Linked DNA regions of Homo sapiens: region 2 is linked to region 1. Evidence: chromatin loops called from intact Hi-C (ENCODE). Cell type or tissue: CD4-positive, alpha-beta T cell. All regions are shown on one strand. Links, peaks and the distances in the headings refer to the core of each region. The heading gives the core; the rest is flanking DNA. Region 1 has its middle 3.0 kb from the start of PPIAP59. Region 2 overlaps SIGLECL1 (SIGLEC family like 1).

Region 1 (5,381 bases), core at 140-5,139:
CCATGGTGTCGGCAAGGCCACACGCCCTCAGGCTCTGCGTAGAGTCTTTCCTGGCTTCTGTTGACGGCTGCTGACCACTGGCCTTCCCTGGCTGGCAGCTGCAATACTCCAATCTCTGCCTCTCTCTTCACATGGCCCTCTCCCTTTGTGTCTGTCTTCATATTTTCTTCCCTGTTTTTATAAGGACACCAGTCATACTGGATTAAGAGTCCACCATACTCTAGTAAGACTTCAACTACTTATACCTGAAATGACTGTATTTCAAACTAAGATCACATTCTGAGGTCCTGGCGATTAGAACCTCAACATATCGGCTGGGCGCGGTGGCTCACGTCTGTAATCCCAGCACTTTGGGAGGCCGAGACAGGTGGATCACCTGAGGTCAGGAGTTCAAGACCAGTCTGGCCAACATGGTGAAACCCCATGTCTACTAAAAAAAAAATACAAAAACTAGCCAGGCGTGGTGGTGGATGCCTGTAATCCCACCTACTTGGGAGGCTGAGGCAGGAGAATTGCTTGAACGTGGGAGGCGGAGGTTGCAGTGAGCCAAGATTGCACCATCCACTCTAGCCTGGGTGACAAGAGCAAAACTCCATCTCAAAAAAAAAAAAAAACAAAAAAAACAAAACAAAACAAAACAAAAAAACTTCAACATATCTTTTTGTGGGGGAACACTTCAACCTATAACATTATGGATTCAGTAGCCTGCCCTTTAAATAATGTCCAGGCTCTAGGCTACATCTCAGATGCGTCAGTGATGCATTCCAAAAGTGGTAGTGTTACCATGCAACCAGTGGGCTCACAGCCCCATGTGCATAGAGGCCAATACCATAGCACCGGCTTTTGAGAAAAGAAAAACTTAATTGCACGTTGATCAGCAAAAGGACATAGGAGGAAATACCTGACTCTGTCTCCCTGAGCTGGGGGCTGGAGCAGGTTTTATAAGCATGGAGTAAGGAGGCGTGATCTGATTGGATCTGGCAATAAGGTGATGCTGGAGAAGCATGATCTGACTGGATCCTGCCATGGGGTGACACCAAGGCTCAAATCTGATCGGATCCTGGATCCTGCCATGCAGTGTCAGCTTCTTAATTCAGTCCCTGCTCCTCCATCCAAGCACTTTGGTTCCCCCTGTGGTTGCACGCATGGTTCATCTGGGTGTACTCAGGTTATATGACCTGAAATACCATGGCAACTGAAAAACATCTCACAACTTTGTTACATAAAAGTGGAACCAGGCTGGGCACAGTGGCTCACACCTGTAATCCCAGCATTTTGGGAGGCCGAGGCAGTTGGATCACCTGAGGTCCGGATCACCTGAGGTCAGGAGTTTGAGATTAGCCTGGCCAACACGGTGAAACCCCGTCTCTGCCAAAAATACAAAAAAACATCGCTGGGCATGGTAGCACGCACCTGTAATCCCAGTTACTCAGGAGGCTGAGGCAGAAGAATTGCTTGAACCCGGGAGGTGGAGGTGGCAGTGAGCCGAGATCGTGCCACTGCACTCCAGCCTGGGCGACAAAAGTGAGACTCTGTCTGAAAAAAAAAAAAAAAAAAAAAGTGAAACCAGATTGGTCTGTGCCAACTCTGGGGCAGGCACTGTGCATGAGGTGGAATTGTCATCTTGGTGTTACAGGTGAAGAGTGTGACCTATACACCATGGCTCAGAGAGGTCAAGGAACTTGCCCAAAACTAGACAGCTGGGAATGGCTCGCAGGATTGTAGGACTCCAAATTTCTTTTTCTTTCTTTTCTTCTTTTTTGAGACGGAGTCTCGCTCTGTCACCCAGGCTGGAGTGCAGCAGCACGATCCTGGCTCACTGCAACCTCCGTCTGCCAGGTTCAAGCGATTCTCCTGCCTCAGCCTCACAAGTAACTGGGATTACAGGCGCCCGCCACCACGCCCGGCTAATTTTTTGTGTTTTTAATAGAGACGGCGTTTTGCCATGTTGGCCAGGCTGGTCTTGAACTCCTGACCTCAAGTGATCCACCGGCCTCGGCCTCCCAAACTGCTGGGATTACCGGCGTGAGCCACCGCGCCCGGCCCTGGATTCCAAATTTCATGCCCCTCCCACAACTTTCCCAGGTCCCAGTTCAGTTCTTGCAAAGGCCTCCAGGTGGCGCGATAGAGCAAATGGTGGATTCCGCTAACTTGGGTTTACAATTTCTTCCTGGGAGGCTTGCAGGGTGGGGCACTTACTTGAACGTGCACACGAAACACCAGGGGATCTTATGGAAATGCCGCTTCTGGTTCAGTTGGTCTGGAGTGGGACTGTGTTTTTTAATATGCTTCCAGGGCATGTCGCTTCAGCTTTGAGCAGCAAGAGCTTCATTCAGTGGGATAAACAGCCCTCGCCACACCTGTGCAGGCAGCCAACTCCAGAACAGTAACTAATGACGTTCATGACAATCACAGAAACAACGATTTCCACATGTTTATTCTGTGCCGGCCTCTGTGTTCTTGTCTTTGCCTTTATGCGCATTCTCTCCTTTAATGCTCAAGGCAGTCTCATGAAGTAGCATCATTTTACAGAATAGGAAACAGGTAGGATTGAACCAGTCTGTGTCTATTGCACCCCTTCCCTTTTTCCTACAGGATAGATGCCATCCCTGGGGGACTCAGCCCAAGGCATGGGGGAAGAGAGGCCCGGGCTCTGGGGGATTGGCTGCAAGGCCAAGCGGTGGGACGAGGCCGCTTAGGCAGCGGGATTGTGGGGATTAGGAGGAAGAGTGAGATCAATAATATGCAAAGGGCCGGGCACGGTGGCTCACGCCTGTAATCCCAGCACTTTGGGAGGCCGAGGTGGGCAGATTGCTTGAGGTCAGGAGTTCGAGACCAGCCTGGCCAACATGGTGAAACCCCGTCTCTACTAAAATACAAAAAAATTAGCCGGGTGTGGTGGTGAGCACCTGTAATCCCAGCTACTGGGGTTGGGGGTGTTGCTGAGGCAGGAGAATCACTTGAACTCGGGAGGCACAGGTTGCAGTGAGCTGGGATCGTGCCGCTGCCCTCCAGCCTGGGCAACAGAGCCAGACTCCTCTCAAATAATAATAATAATAATAATAATAATAATAATAATAATAATAATATAATAAAATAGAAAGATCTGCAAAGTAACCCCAGATCCTGCACTACCTCCCTTACAACTCTCACCAAAGGAATCCTTTCTCTCTCTCTCTCTTTCTCTCTCTCTCCCTTTCATTTCTCCCTCTCTGTTTGCCCTTCTCTTTCCAGATCTCTCTCTGGGTCTCTTTCTCTTCATCTCTCCTCCTCCCTCCCTCCTTTCCTTCCTCAATCCTCTTGCTCTCCCTATGTCCTTCTTCCATCACTTTCTCTATGATCAGTGTTTCAGTCTCTTCTCTCTCTCTGTTTCTCTCTCTCTCTTTGAATGTCACCAAAGCTAGCTCTTCCCCTCTTTCTGAATCTTTCTCTACCCTCCCCACCCCCAGTCTCTTTAAACTTGAGTCTTTCTGTTGAGGTGGTATGAGCCTACAGTCCCAGCTACTCCAGAGGCTGGGGTGGGAGGATCCCTTGAGCCCAGGAGTTTGAGTCCAGCCTGGGCAACATAGCAAGATTCTGTCTCCAAAAAAAAAAAAAAAAATCTGAGTCTGTTTGTCTCACTCTCCCCAAGTTTCTCTCTTTAAGTCTCTCTGAGTCCATCTGCCTTAAATCTATTCCAGTATATCTCTCTGTTCCTCTCTTTCTTCCTTTTCCTCCCTTCCTCTCTCCCTCCTTCCTCTCCCCTCCAAATCTGTCTCTCTCCATCTCTCTCTGTCTTTACATCTGTTTGAGTCTCTTTCTTTTCTTTTCTTTCTTCTTTTTTCTTTTCTTTTTTTTTTTTGAGATGGAGTCTCGCTCTGTTGCCTAGGCTGGAGTGCAATGGTGCAATCTCAGCTCACTGCAACCTCTGCCTCCTGGATTCAAGTGATTCTCTGGCCTCAGCCTTCTGAGCAGCTGGGATTACAGGCACCCACCTACATGCTTGGCTAATTTTTGTATTTTTAGTAGAGACAGGGTTTCACCATGTTGGCCAGGCTGGTCTTGAACTCCTGACCTCAGGTGATCAGCCCGCCTCGGCCTCCCAAAGTGCTAGGATTACAGGTGTGTGAGTCACCGCACCTGGCCAAGTCTTTCTTTCTTTAAAGTTCTCAGAGTCTCCCTACTTCCCCCATTCCTACCCCTTCACCTCACATCCTTATGGCTTTGGCCCTATGTACCTATGTTTGCTTTCGCTGGCTCAATCTAGTGTTGTGGTTACCGGCACGGGCTTAGGACTCCTACGCCCTTGACTCAAATTCCGGCTCTGCCAAGTACCGGCTGCAGAAATTGAGCCAAATGCACCAAACCTCCCTGCTCCTCAGCCTCCTGGCTGGCTGAGGGCCTCCCTCCTAAGGTTTCTGTCAGGACCAGGAGGAATAAGCATGCAATGAATGCAGTGAGGTGTCTGGCACTGGATGAATGGTAGATGTTGTCATCATCATCATTATTATTATTACTAATAAAAGGTAACCCACAGCCAGCCTCTCTGTAGCCAACAATTAGATGCTTATCTGGTGTGTGGAATGCAGGGGGGGAGGGCCCTCCCACCAATAAAATTGGGGCCACTCCCTGACCTCGGTTTCTCGCCAGGATCAACCACCCCAAGAGCGAGGACCGGGTGGAGGATGTGCCAGCTTTCTGAGCCACACCTGCTGACACTTTTCGCCCTCAGTCAAAGCCTATCTGAGATCTTCAGCCAATTCTGTGCATTTCATTTTTTTTTCTTTTATAAAAAGTGGTTTATCTATTTCCCTTTTTATTTTAGAGACAGGTCTTACTATGTTGCCCGGGTTGGTCTTGAACTCCTGGGCTCAAACGATCCTGCTGCCTTGGCTTCCCAAAATGCTGGGATTACAGGTGTGAGCCACAATTTTGTACATTTCAGAGAGGTATGTATTCAAGTGAGAATCAGCCACCGCTGGGTTACATTAAGTGTCTGGTTTAGCAAGTCAGGGATATAAAACAGCATCAGAAGGTGGCCACAGTGAGCAGGAACCACAACACACAAACACACACACACACTAGTCTCACGGGTGGCTCAGCCCCAGGTCAACATCCATTCAAGCTATGGCTTGACAATTTGACAAGCTACTTTTTACTCCATTTATAGCTTAGGTGAAGAGGTTGAATATTAAATGCATTATTATCATCACTGGTTCAAACAGATTCCTTTCTTCATTTTCTTTTCTTTTCTTTTCTTTTTTCTTTTTTTTTTTTTTTTAAGATGGAGTTTTGCTCTTCGTGCCCATGCTGGAGTACAATGGTGCGATCTTGGCTCACCGCAACCTCTGCCTCATGGATTCAAGCGATTCTCCTACCTCAGCCTCCCAAGTAGCTGAGAT
Region 2 (5,381 bases), core at 294-5,293, 330 kb after region 1:
CTAATCATAAGAGAAAAAAATCAATTCCCAGCCAGTACCAGTATCTGTGTGGAGTTTGCATGTTCTTATATATGGTAAAATTGGTTTCATTTTACATCATTTCACTTAAAGCAGCAGTTTCCAAGAACTGAATGATGATGTTAAGTGAGGATTTATTGTGCACACACACATACACACACAGTGGAAGTTATTCAGCCTTAAAAAAGGACATCTTGCCATTTGCAGCAACGTAAATAAACCTGAAAGACATTATGCTATGTGAAACAAGTCAGACACAGAAAGACAAGTACTGCATGATCTCACTTATATGTAGAATCTAAGAAAGTCAAACGCATGGAAGCAAAGTATAGAATGGTGGTTGCCAGGGCTGAGGGCTAAGGGAAATGAGATATTGATCAAGGGGCACAAAGTTTCAGCTAGGCAGAATGAATAAGTTCTGGAGGTTTCATGTGCACCATGGTGACTATGGTAAATAACACTGTACTGTATACTTGAAATTTTGTGACAGTAAATATTAAGTGTTCTCACCACCAAAAAAATGGTAACTGTGAAGTGCTGATTATGTTAATTCACTGGATTGTGGTAATCATTCCACAGTGCATACATACATCAAAACGTCATGTCGTACACCTTAAGTATATACAATTTTTATTTGTCAGTTATACCTCAATAAACCTGGAATTAAAAAACTGAAAATTCTATAATCTCATCTCTGATCACTGCTCTAACCATAGGTAAGCACTGGTATCAAATTATACATCATTCTAGATCTTTGTTTTACTCATTCATGTATGTATAGTTTTGAGTGTATTATATATGAATATGTAGATACATATTTACATATTATATATATAAAGCTTTTATATAAATGACAAATGATCCAGTTTTCATTTAAAGATTGTGAAATATTTCAGACATATAGAAAGATATAAATATGGTATAATGAGCATATACCCACCACCAGCTTAATATTGAAAACACTGGCTGGGCACGGTAGCTCACACCTGTAATCCTAGCACTTTAGGAAGCCCAGGTGGGAGGACGGCTTGAGCCTAGGAGTTCAAGACCAGCCTGGGCAACATAACAAGATCCCATCTCTACATAAATTAAAAAATTAGTCAGGCATGGTGGCACATGCTTGTAGTCCCAGCTACTTGGGAGGCTGAGGTGGGAAGATTGCTTGAGCCTGGGAGGTCAAGCCTGCAGTGAACTGTGAATGCTCCGTTGCACTCCATCCAGTCTGGGTGACAGAGCAAGAAACTGTCTCAAAAAAAAAAAAAAGAAAAGAAAAGAAAGAAAACACTACCCCTGGTATACTCCCTTCCCCAAACACATCTCCCACTCTCAAACATAGAGATCGCTGCTATTCTGAATTTGACATTTTATTCTGTGTACTAAGGAACTTAACCTTGCCTGAAGAGAAGTCTGGCCTTTGCCCTTGGCTTCTGGAAGACACTCCCTAGCTCTTAGAATGTCACACCTCATAGGGGTGTCTTTGTTTGCCCAGGGACCTTGCATCACACTGAATATTCTAGAAATGTGATTTAGGATGAGGGCTGGCCACACCAGATAATGTTAACAATGTGATTTAGAGTGGAAGCAATACCAGATAGTCTAACAATGTGATTTAGAATAGGGGCTTTGGATCAAATGGTATCAGCTCAACTTCAGGAGGAGCTGGATGCTAAGATCCACCATGAGGGAAGTCACCATGTTACACGATGGAGGCCCAATAAAAACACTGGACACAAGGCTTGGGTGAGCTTCTTTAGTTGACAGTACTATGCATATTGTCACACATTATCACCAGGAAAGCTAAGTTATGCTGTCCATGACTCCACAGGGAGAGGATAACTAGAAGCTTTGTGTGGGGAACTTCTGGCCTCTGCCCTGTATGTCTTCCCTTGGCTGATTTTAATCTCTATCCTTTAGTTGTAGTAAACAGTAATCACGAGTATAACAGCTTTCAGTGAATTCTGTGAGTACTTCTAGTGAATTACCAAACCTAAGGGTAGTTTTGGGGTTCCAAAACCTTGCAAATGATTTGAGAAATGAGGGTAATCAGGGATCCTTGATATCTTCAGTTGGTGTCAGAAATGAGGGGATCTTGTGGACCATTCCCTAACTTTTCAGTTGTATCAGAAATGGGATTCACTAGAACAGCCCTGACTCACTGAAACATATGGTTTGAAAAGAGGAAGGATGTGAAGTCAAGATGATAAGCCTTTGATTCCTGGGCTGTCCTGCGGTCACCTGTGCGTATAGAAATGCAGCTGTTCTGCAAACAGTTACAGGAGGTAAAAGTTACCATTGCTTTTTCAATACAATGGATCCAACCCCCAAGGAGCTGACCCACTGGATGCATAAGGAAACAAACTAAATAGGCAGTCCCTTGGCTATTTTTATCTGTAATCGTTAAAATGAAAGTGGCTGAGGCGGATCCTGATGCTGGCCCAATCTTGGGCTCTGGCCAGCCTGAGCTACAGCTGCTAGCCTCAGGGCTGTGGCTAAAGGGAAAAGTTAGGCTGAAATGACAGATGGCAAAGAAAATTAGAGTGGTTCACCAGAGAGTGAGAAAAGACGAACATTTCCAAGAGGGTGGAAATCTTTATAAACAGTTATTAAGAAATGAGATGAGTTAAGTGGACATTGAGGGAGTCTAAACAAAGGTCTCAGTGGAGCACTCTTAGAAATTAGGTGGAGCAGTGAGAACCTAGACTTGCCCTCCAGTGTTGAAGGTCCCCCATCAAGTCTGCTATATTTACCCTAGTTTGGAGGAATTTTAGAAGCCAGAAGGCAAACATGACAATGGGAAATCTGACCTCAGATCTCCTGAGGGGACGAACATGTGATCTAATCAAGATAAATGACAAAAGGGCCTGGGTTGCTTGGCCTGACCCCTAACTGAAGACCCAAAGTCATATGCATATTAGTAGTAAAATAGTCAGGGGATGGATAAGAGATATTTCTGGGACTCATGTGGGAGTCTTATACCTGCATTCCAAAAGGTTGGTGAAATTCTAATAGCATCTATGGTTAGATTGCGAAGACATAGGATTACAAAGTGGATGAGATTCAGGCGAAACTTTGGATGAAAATTGGAATGTTTGGACAGACTATGTAAATATGTTATGTGAATGTATTTACCTAAATGTATTATGAGGAAAGATATTGTGTCCAACTATGGAAGAGTTCCCCTACGTACTATTATGAAACAGAAGGCATGTAAATCTTCCCTTCAACCAATATTGATTGAATATGCTAAATAGGAACCAATAAGATTGCCCAAGCCCACACTAATTGTTAATTTGAAACAGTACAGGATATCTGGTGGACAAAACATGTTAGAAGCTTAACGTTTGCTTTATTTAGGCAGACTGGAGCTAAGGCCAGTGAGCACCACCCAGTGGTGAATGCTGGGATTTGGGGCCAGAAAATTTCCAATGGAGAGACAACTAGCTGCCTATTGGGCTTTGAGTCTGCCCCATCATTGAAGGATATAATAATCCTGACACCTGAAATCCTCATGATGTGTTTGTCATGTTGGAAAAACACTGTAGTAAGGAAGGCCATGCCCAAAAGAGTCTCGTAATAAAATGGAAATTGTTTATACAGGAACATGCTACCAGGGAAATGCAAGGAGGTCCTCGTTATATTTATGAACAGGTGGCTTTTTCCCTACTGAAGAGCTGCGAGATCCTATTATTACTTGAATGATGTCTATTAATAGCTCTTGATTGACCAACTAAGAGCGGTTTGATTTATGGATGGCAATTCCAAAGTGAATTAATAACATCCTGTTTGGAAGACTGGCACTCATACTGAGGAAGGCAAAAACAAGTCACTTCAGTGGGCTGAACTGCCTCCACATTTGGGTTTTTACCAATTCATGGGCAGTGGCCAATGGCCTGGCCATATGGTCAGGCAGATGGGCAATGGGAAACTGTACTATTAAAAGGATGCCTATATAGGGTACAGCCTTATGGAATTCACTATAGCCAGTATCTCAAAAGACCTGTTCATACCCCCTACAAATGATAAAATAAACAGAGAAACAGACCTCTTCCTCCCAAAAAGGCAATTAATATCCTACCTTTTATGCTGGACATTTCTTGGCAACTTTTAAAGGATTTTTACTACTTGTGTGTGCGTTCTTAAACACTTGATTTTGCCCGGTTTTTTTCAAATTTTAAAGAAATGCTCATACATTATTACTTATTTGTGTCTGGCTTTGTTCATTCAATATTTTATTTGTAAGAATGGTCCATGTTGTTGCATCTAGCATTAGCTCATAGGTTTTTGTTGCTGTGTAGTATCTCATTTTTTAAAATTCTCTGTTTACTGGCATTTGGATTGTTTACCTTTTTAGCTATTTTTAAATAATACCACTGTAAACATTTTTGCATTCCTTTGTGGCGTACATATGCACAAACATTTCTATAAAGTATACATCTGGGAGTGGAATTGAGGGTCATAGAGTATGTGTATCTTCTGCTTTGATAAATAACTTTGTTGCCCTGATTTATATTTCCACCAATAGTGTGTGAAAGTTGAGTACCACATTCTCACCAAGACTTGATATATTGTCTTGGATATGTACTGGTATCTGATGGTTTTAACAGGCATTTTGCTGGTTATTAATGAGATTTTAAATATTTTCATGGAAATTTTATTAAGATTTGTCTTATGATCCAGCTGTGGCCAATTTCTGTAAACGTTCTCTGTGTGCTTACAAAGAAATTGTATTCTGCAGTTATTGATTGCAGTATTCTCTATATATTTTTGGTCAAATTTGCTGATCAAGTTGTTGAAATCTTTATATATTCCAATAGTCTGTTTGTTCTGTCAGTTTCTGAGAGAACAGTGATTAAAATGTCACACTACTATTGTGGATGTCTGTTTCTCCTTTTATTTTTGTAGATTTTTTGCTTTATATATTTTTGGACTATGTTAGTAGGCAAACACAAATTTTAAATATATACTTTATTCCTGTTAATGTCAGCTTATCATTAGGAGATATGCCATTCTATCTTTGGTAATGCCTTTTGCTTAAAGTCTGCTTTATGGGATGTTAATGTAGGTATGTCTACATTACCTGGCTTTCTGGTTGGTATTTGCTTGGTGTATGTTTTCATTCTTTGGTTTTTTCTTTTTTTCTTTTTTTGAGACGGAGTCTTGCTCTGTCGCCCAGGCTGGAGTGCAGTGGCATGATCTCGGCTCACTGCAAGCTCTGCCTCCCAGGTTCATGCCATTCTCCTGCCTCGGCCTCCTGAGTAGCTGGGATTACAGGGGCCCGCCACCACACCCAGCTAATTTTTTGTATTTTTAGTAGAGACGGGGTTTCACCGTGTTAGCCAGGATGGTCTGGATCTCCTGACCTC

What was found. A loop is a pair of places that touch in the nucleus more often than their neighbours do. Peaks named below come from ENCODE experiments on the same cell type or tissue, not always from the same donor. Only the 100,000 strongest peaks of a DNase experiment are listed, where the experiment ranks them.
Region 2: a loop joins it to region 1, with 2.1 times the contacts of the local background. A loop is called at or near these places in 2 of 110 quality-filtered maps.

Annotation. Positions count from the first base shown.
Region 1 is chr19:50,927,900-50,933,280 of GRCh38, forward strand. No RefSeq gene overlaps it. Among named protein-coding and RNA genes, the nearest start is that of PPIAP59, 3.0 kb to the left of the region's middle. In CD4-positive, alpha-beta T cell, for the core only: a CTCF peak has its summit at 2,123 (motif pointing right); a DNase peak (open chromatin) is centred at 2,122; H3K27me3 peaks cover 1,545 bases.
Region 2 is chr19:51,256,143-51,261,523 of GRCh38, forward strand. The region is part of intron 1 of SIGLECL1 (SIGLEC family like 1); the gene reads left to right. The region is part of intron 2 of LOC107985327 (a long non-coding RNA gene); the gene reads right to left. Among named protein-coding and RNA genes, the nearest start is that of SIGLECL1, 7.8 kb to the left of the region's middle. In CD4-positive, alpha-beta T cell, for the core only: CTCF peaks have their summits at 3,405 (motif pointing left) and 3,608; a DNase peak (open chromatin) is centred at 3,409; H3K27me3 peaks cover 601 bases.